2 separate regions of the Mus musculus genome follow, and region 1 is linked to region 2. The links are chromatin contacts, found by Hi-C or POLR2A ChIA-PET in ENCODE. All regions are on one chromosome and are shown on one strand. The core of a region is the stretch at or near the end of the contact, and the rest is flanking DNA. Distances in the headings are between cores, read along the strand shown.

Region 1 (3,983 bases), core at 1,221-3,720, 89 kb before region 2:
CAAATTAAAAAAAGTAATATCAGTAGGCTTTCTAGGAAACAGTCAACAACCTAACAAGTAAATGGTTCATTCCTTTTCAGCATTTATAGAGTGAATGCCTATGAGCCTGGAAGAAGCGGCTGGGAGTGCTGACTTTCCTCAGTGTGGGGGAAACCCAGTTGTCTACCCAGTTGCCAGGTTGATGAGCACACACCAAACTTCGTCAGCTTGTAAACAGAGCAAAGACAGCAGGCAAAGGGAGGGCCAGAAAGTAGTTCATAGCAACAACACAGAGAAGGGATCTTTATCAGTAGGGTCAAGCATCTTTGTCCCATATACAAGATGAAGGATGCTGGGGACCTGCAGATGGTAATGCAGAAGGTATCCAAACAAATGTAGCAAGGAAAACAAAGGGTGTAGAGGTTGCAGAACACAAGAAAGCAGGGTGTGGTCCAGCTGAGCAAACCTCCATATGAGGTTCTATTATGGAAGACTACTGGCCAAGCAGTGTTCCCATGGAGCCCTGCTCTAGCCCTGGAGGTTCCACTGGGTAGCATCATCTATGCCCATGAGTGAGACTCCATACCTCTACAATATGACAATATGAGCGCAAGGAGGACCCACACTCCTCCCCCAGGCCTTGTAGAGAATACAGGCTATTCTCATTCTGCAGTGGTTTCAACTCAGCTCTGGTTGGAGAGGCATACTATACTGACCCAGAGAACCTTCTAGATCTCATTTCACAACAGTTAAAAAGTCAGATCCTTCCAAACCTCTGCCTGTCAAGTCCAGAAGTCCCACAAGTAGCTGGGACATGCTGTGCCTGTGCAGGTTCCCTGTGTTGTCCCACAAACTATGAGAACATTTCACATCCTCCTTTTCCCTCCCTCCTAGTGAGATGTGCCCAGGACCTTGAGGGCTATTTTGCTGACCTACTATACAAGGCCATGAAGGGTATGGGGACAGATGAGGAGACATTAATTCGCATCATTGTGACCAGAGCAGAGGTAAGAAACACTTGACTCTAAAAAAGGGGACTCCAACATCTTTTCCTCCCACTGATGTCATTGGTTACTGTTGTTGTCGTTGGACTATTTCTCAAAACCCCGTAAGACAAAGACAGCCCTTCCCTTCCCAGAATATGCAGACCACATTGGACTCTACTTCAGCCTTCTCCTTGTCTTTTATTAAGATACAATACTGAGAGCTGCTTCTATTCTTGTCATCGGTGGCTCCAGAGAGCTGGTGGCGCAGTAAAGAGGAACTGCTGGAGCTGTTCCGAGGTAGCACAGCTACACCCAGCTCTATTTTAAGGAAAACAATCCAGAGCCTTGGAAAGGGGTCACCCCGCAGCAAGCAGAGATAGGACACAAGTGACTTCCTCACTCTCTTTATCTAACGGAGCACACCTTACAAGGATGAGTTTTTTTCAGAATAACAAAACAAACAAACAAACAAAAAAAAATCAACCCCACCCCCCAACTAAAATTTCAACAAAACAGTTTCTTGGCTTCTTTTTTTCCAATCCAGACCCTCTCAAAGAGCTATTTTAGACACTTATTTTTTTTCAAATTACTATCTTTCCTCACCCAAACTTAACAGCACAGAGAATACTGAATATCTGCTTATGAGCTCCAATGCAAATACTAGTACTTCATATATAAAAAGACTGGGGCTTCTTTTGCTCCCTAAGGAGCAGTCTGCACCCCCTCTCAGAGAAGAATGTGAGTCTTGGAAAGAGAAGGGCCGGAGTAGGCAGAAACTTGGAAGCAGCCAGCAAGCAAGTGTCACAGAGAGCGCCTGGGGCTGTCAGGCCTTGGTGAGCAGAAGTGAGGTGAAGGGGAAGTGGCAGGCTTGTCCCCGCTGCTGTGGCAGAAGCCTTGGCGAAATGAAAGGAGTCAAGCAGCTGAAAACCACAGACATCTTTTTTAAAAAGTGTTCAGTGGAGAGGGAGCGGTACCAACCCAAATTCTGACCCATGCCTTTCGACAAGCGCTTAACAGCTGACGTTGTTCTTAAATATAGCTTCACAGCAGCAAGGCAGTTCTTTCGTTTTTTTATTTCTGTGCCTGGAATTTCTCCCCCTCCTCCATGCCCCCCTTATTCATGTGAGCAGCTTCTTTGCTATTCTGCTAGAGTTTGCTTTCTCTCCTCAGTTCTGAGTCTCTCTCCCTCCCTTCAGGTGCTCTGCCTTCTTTGTCTCTCCAGCTCTCAGCCACTCAGCCCCTGCTGAAGTTCCAGGGAACTCTTGAGAGCAGCAGAGTTCTATAGACCCTGTGAGAGATTGGGTCCCATCAGATGGGTTGTCAGCATTCCATGTTCAATTCCATCTCCAAACGGACCACATGTGAGTGTGGGTCATCTCCATATGTGGTCAGTCTCTCTGAACCGCTTTGGGCCCAGCACATATATGTTTAGGGGATCCTCTAATCTTCCACTTGGACTAGAAAAAAATGCCAGCTGCTCCATCCTGCCCCTCCCCCAGGGCTGGGCATCCAGCCAGCCAGAGGACGCCCAGCAGGGCAGCATCTGTCCTCCAGTAGTCTCTTGATGGAGAGCAGTATCCACAGCAAACAACTCCTTACTCCCTGACCCTCTCCTACCTTTCGCTCTTCTCTTTCTCAGTACAACCACACACAGGAGAAGGGGAGCCTGATGCTTCTCTATGGTTTCTAGGCCTGCTGTGCAAGGCAGAGCTCAAACCAAAACCAAAATCAAAACCAAACAGAAAACTAAACTTTGTTTCTCTATAAGACTTGTTTTGTCCAGTCTGGAAGGTTTTTTTTTGTTTTGTTTTGTTTTTGTTTTTTTTTTTTTTGTTTTTTTTTTTCTGGTGTAGCTCTCCTCTTTGCAGCTGAAAGAGGCTGAAGCAGGACAATGTTTTGTCTGTTTTCCTCCCCATGTCCCTTCTGCCCCGAGTTCTTAAGCTTTCTATGAATTAGACTCAGAAGAAGTCCTACAAATGGTGATCAGTTTGAAATGTGATAACTGGAACCATTATTCCTCCTGATGTGGTACAAGGAAGAAATCATTTCTTTTTAATATATATATAATTTAATGTGTGTGGGTGTTTTGCCTGTATATCAATCCATGCAACATGTATGCTTGATGCCCAGGAAGAGGGCATTGGATTCCTTGGGTGTCTATCTGGAACTGCAGATACAGTTATGAGCTGCCATGTGGGTGCTGAAAATCAAACTGGGTCTTCTGGAAGAGCAGTCAGTGTTCTTAATGGCTGAGCCAGCTCCCTGGCCCCCCGGCTCCCCAGCTCCCCAGCCCCCCATGCTTAATTTTAAACCTCTGGAAAATCATCTTACCTTCTACCAAACACTGTCAAACTATGATTTGGAAAACCACCTACCTGTTTGTATATAGCTCTGTGGCCCAGAATGACTCCTTTTCAAACACCTATAAGACATTCAAAAGAAAAATGTTTTGTAACAATGAAAATATATGCAGTTTAGGAGGCTCAGAGGTTAAGAGCCCTGGCTGTTCTTCCAAAGGACCCAGATTTAATTCTCAGCACCCACATGGCAGCTTACAAATCTCTGTAACTCCAGTTCCAGGGGATCTGACACCCTCACACACATGTGCAAGCAGTCAAAACACTAGTATACACAAAATAAAAATAAATAAGCCATTTTTTAAAACTTTAAAAAGTATGCAGTTTAAATTTTAGCTCCCATAAATAAAATTTGAATGGAATATGTGCATGAGTAAGTGTATACATACACACATAAAGAAACACATATTTTTAGGGAGCTAAAGTAGGCTTTCTTTTTCTTATCCTCCAAATGTAAATATAATGCCAGCCTAGCTCCTGATGGCTGTTTAAAGATATAATTAATGAGTATGGTGGCGTAGGAGAGTGTTTGCCATTTACAACGCACGTACCATGGATGCTGTCACCTACGTAGTTGTCGTCATCCTTCCCACAGGTGGACCTGCAGGGGATAAAGGCCAAGTTCCAGGAGAAGTATCAGAAGTCTCTCTCTGACATGGTT
Region 2 (4,169 bases), core at 295-2,794:
AAAGTTCAGACAGCACTTCAGCTCTGGGCAGGAAGAGCAAGCAACCAAACAAAAAATCCCAAGAGACTCCGAGGGCTAAGAAAGGTGGCTCAGCCTGCAGAATTTATTGCACTCCAGAGAGGAGTGCACACAAGCACACATGCAGCAGTCACTAATAGGCTTGGGAGAAAGCATGGAGCAGAGAAACCCAGAGCAAGCCTCCATATTGCCTTATGCATAAAATTATAACACTATTATTAAAGTACATTTGACTTATCAATAGGACTATTTTTATTTTGACAACATTAAAGATACCTTGCAGTTTAAGTAAAAGTAAATTATATTTCCGGGCTGGGGAGATAGCCCAGTGCATAGCAGTGCTTGCTATGCAAGCAGGAGTGCCTGGCTTACTGATTTTGAATCCCTGGTTTCCATAGGAAAGGACCAGGCATAGCCGGCATGTCTCTAACGCCAGCATGGAGAGGCATGAGACAGGTGGAACTTGCTATCCAGCCAGTCTAGACAAAATGGTGATCTTGAGCTCAAGGAGAGACGCTGCTTCATGACATTACAGCAGAGAGAGGAAGGTATCTTAAAAGCCCTCCCTCTGCATCGTCACTGGTGGGAGCCACATATGTGCAGGCATTCATCCATCACACACAAGCACACATCAACTACATTTCCACTAATACTAATTAGTAGTAATGAGCTTGCTAAGGCAGAGCAGCCCCTCTGTGCAGACCTATGGTGAAATTAGGTTGTTTTTTTTTTTTTAACAAGGCCTTCCACCTCTTGCTCCCACCTCCCTGTCTCAATTTTTCCATCCTCCCTCCCCTCAACCTTGGCTGAGTTCTTGCGGTCCCTTCCCTAAGCCTTCACACGGTGTTCCACCCCCAGGATATCCTTTCAAGATAGCTCCTAACGGTGTCTTCCCAACCCCCCAAATGACCCCTTCTGTGTCCCTGACCCTCCACTCTAAACTCAGAGGTTAATAATGGTAAATTATGTTTCACAGAGCACATACAAGCATCAAACTAAAAGTTCCGGTGGGAAAATTCCAGGCCAATCTGAGAGAATGAGAGAGGGTCTTTGGCTTCCCTCAAACCAAACCCAGTAGATCTCCATTCTCTCTGCAAGGCTGGCACTGAGTGGAGAAAACCTTGGGAAACCACAAGCCAAATTCAAGGTTGGTAGTGGAGGGGAGAATACTGTTTGCGTGCGTATTTTCTGCATCCCCTGTACCCTCTCTTGTTTTTCTTCCCTCCACTGACACATAAATGCAGGTATGGTTTTGGAAGGTGATTCCAGATAACTCAGGCTACCAGGCCACATTTGGCCTGACACATCACCAGGTTAGGTGAGCGAGCAGAAGGAGCCTAGAGGAGGGTGGGGCAAAGAAGGGCAGTGATAACTGGAGCTCCTGGACATCTTGACTCAGCCAGTTCAGCTTCCGGGCTCAGAGTCCATCTGAAGGCCAAAGACACTGCTGACTGCCCTGTGGGAATCCCCAGCCTTTCCAAGTGGTCTTGGCAAGAGTCCACCATGACGCTTATCTCCAGCCATTACATTGTTTACAGTCCTCTTCCCAGTCAGGCTGCCTCACAACTGCCCTGGGACAACAACTGCTGCTGCCAATATTCCCATCACACAGATGAGTATGCTGAGGCCCTCAAGTCTAGTGATTTGCCCAAGATTGCACAAAGGGTAAAAGAGAACAGGGACTTCAGTCAACTCATTCATGCCTGCCTTTCCTTCCTCTTCACCCCATGGCCAAATGACTGCCCAGGCTTCTCTAACTTCACTTAATTGGTGCCCACTCACATTGACTGCACGCAAGCACCTGGTGTTGGGTAATGTCAAGGGAAATAAAGAGATAGAGGACAATACCTCACCCTGAAGTTACAAGCAGAGGAGAAGCAAGGTGGATAGCCTCTGGCCTCTGTGCTTTCACTCAGGGCCATGAACCTCACCCTTCTCCACTCAACAAGCAGGTACCAAACACCTGCCAAGCCCTGTGTGCTGAGGTTTCCATGGCAACAACCTGGTTAAGGACCTTTGCCTTCATAAAGATGATGCTTTAAAGCAAGATGGGTGGGAAAGAGTGAAATAAACGGGTGTGTGCTGAAACTAAGGCAGATGCAGACAAAGCTGACCTCAGGTACCAGAGTCTGGTCCTATAGAGGTCAGGCTGGCCTCCACATGTCAGCCCACAAGTTCCAAATCATTCCCAAAACAAGCCCCTTATCACAAAACCATGGGAGACGGAACTCGAGAAATCAGGCAGAGGAAGGACTGATTCAAGGCCCGAGGACAGTTATCACTGATAAGCCAGAGACCTGACTCTGAGCCTGAGAAAGGGCAGGTTCCATCCATGCTGGAACGATGTGGGAAGTTCTGCATGATCGTCATGACTCCAGGGTCGAACTAGAGACTCTTGTAACTCGAAATTAAATTACACTCATTATCATGAGCAAGAATTTCAGCTTCCAGGACATCAATATGTTTGTTCACATGTGGCTTTTATATTTCAAAAGATGATACAGTCTGAAGCCAGCCCAGCCCAGCCCACAGAGGTTGTTCTCTCTTTGAACCTGATGCTTTTGACATCTTCAGACAGTGCTCGTTTGGCAGTTAACCATGCACTGCCTGTGAACTGGAGTTGTTTTCCTGCATTGTTGCTTATCTCTTCCAGTATTGAACTTCGCATGCCGTGATGATTCATCCAGCAGCTGGTTTACAGGGATCTCATTTTACCGTTGTTCTGTCTTAACCTTGAACAGTAAAGTAGCATTCAGTTAGTCCGCAATTGGTGGGGCATCTGTTATATCCCGCGCATGCACTCCACAGACAGTGGGAAAGGTGGCAGTCTTAGAGAGTGTACTCTTAAGGGATGAAGAGATATCGCCATCACCAAGAAGACTCTATTGTGACAGATTAAGATAAGAGTAAAAGAAAAGAAAGACTCAATTCTGTAAGAACGCATCACTAGAAAGCCCAGATTGAATTGGACAGAACCAAAGACTCCCCTAAGAACATGGTATCACAGCCCAGATGGGAAACTACAGCAGGAAGGATGTCCAAAAGACCTTGGGCAGGAGCAAACATGGATCGCTACCTGTGCTGTGCACAGTGTGCACTCTTCATGGACTCACAACAATTTCCAGAGCAGAGAGAGGAAGGTAGACAGTAGGTCCTTGCAGAGCTCTCCTTAAAGGCAATGGCAGCCAATGAGAATGCAGGGGTACAGGATCAGCTGTGCACACTGGATGTGCTTCTTGCCTACAAGGTGGGGCATCCTTCCTTAAATAGTTCATCGAAAACCCTAGGACGGAAGGGATTCAATTGCGGTCCACCTGTGTGGTATATTTATATATATGAGATAGGATAGCTTGTATCACTCTTCATTGCTATGACCAAAATACCCAACAGAAATAACTAAAGGGGAGAAAGGTGCATTTTGCTCAGTTTTGGAGCAGTGGGTCATTGTGACAGGGATGATCCAATGGAGCAGAGAAGTTCAAGTTCCAATGGTCAGGAAGCAGAGAGAGAGCCTTTTCGCTCCTTATCTTTTAATGCATGCAGTCCCCAAACCTTCGGATGGTGCCACCCATATTTAGGGTGGGTCTGCCCCCAATCCACAGATTTAATTAGATAAGTCTTCAGAAAAGCTGGCCAGCAACACAAAAGGTTTGTTGGTGTCATAAGTGGTTCTAAATCTAACCAACAGAAGGATAGACCATCATACTCAAGTGCGTTATAAAGTGCACAGTACAGAGAAAACCTTGAAGACTTAAAGTAACAGTTAAACTGAAGGTTTTCAAAGTCTTGCCTCGACTGAATGCTGATAGCGGTTGAAGCTGAAGTGACAGGTAAGTGGTTTGTGGTTATATAATATTTTTATTTGCATATATTTGAAAATATCTCCAACAGAAAGGTCTTTTTTTAACACTTAAAAGTTATTGTAACAGTACAGTCATTAGCTAAGAACTCAAAGCATAAACTATTTAGGAATTCACTCAACCCTGAGCCAACACTGAAGCAAAAAGGAAGAAAGAAAAGACACAGGGAGCTTCTGAGTTTCCCTCTTGCACAAACAGCTGTACCTTATAGGAAGCAAGATGTCCAGTCCAACATTAACTAAGAAATACAGTGACCTAAGATGGACACCTCAAACCAAAGCAAGTTCTGTT

Evidence for each region. A loop is a pair of places that touch in the nucleus more often than their neighbours do. ChIA-PET counts read pairs that join two places held with the same protein, here RNA polymerase II (POLR2A).
Region 1: a map of T-helper 2 cell shows a loop between it and region 2 (2.7-fold over the local background). The contact joins two enhancer-like sites. A Hi-C loop is called at or near these places in 2 of 37 maps with a recorded cell type or tissue (T-helper 17 cell and T-helper 2 cell). POLR2A ChIA-PET finds 5 or more read pairs at or near these places in 1 of 5 experiments (embryonic stem cell).

What each region holds. Positions count from the first base shown.
Region 1 is chr15:58,341,928-58,345,910 of GRCm38, reverse strand. It overlaps Anxa13 (annexin A13), which reads left to right. Exons shown (of 8, transcript NM_027211.2): 7 at 876-986; 8 at 3,918-3,983. Among named protein-coding and RNA genes, the nearest start is that of Klhl38, 20 kb to the right of the region's middle. Within about 2 kb of position 2,470, at least 3 of the 3 ENCODE cell types and tissues checked have a DNase peak (open chromatin) inside an H3K27ac peak, as active enhancers do.
Region 2 is chr15:58,251,691-58,255,859 of GRCm38, reverse strand. Gm36193 (a long non-coding RNA gene) reads right to left here. Exons shown (of 5, transcript XR_384118.2): 4 at 3,095-3,301; 5 at 2,509-2,750. Among named protein-coding and RNA genes, the nearest start is that of Gm36193, 7.9 kb to the right of the region's middle. Within about 2 kb of position 1,544, at least 1 of the 3 ENCODE cell types and tissues checked has a DNase peak (open chromatin) inside an H3K27ac peak, as active enhancers do.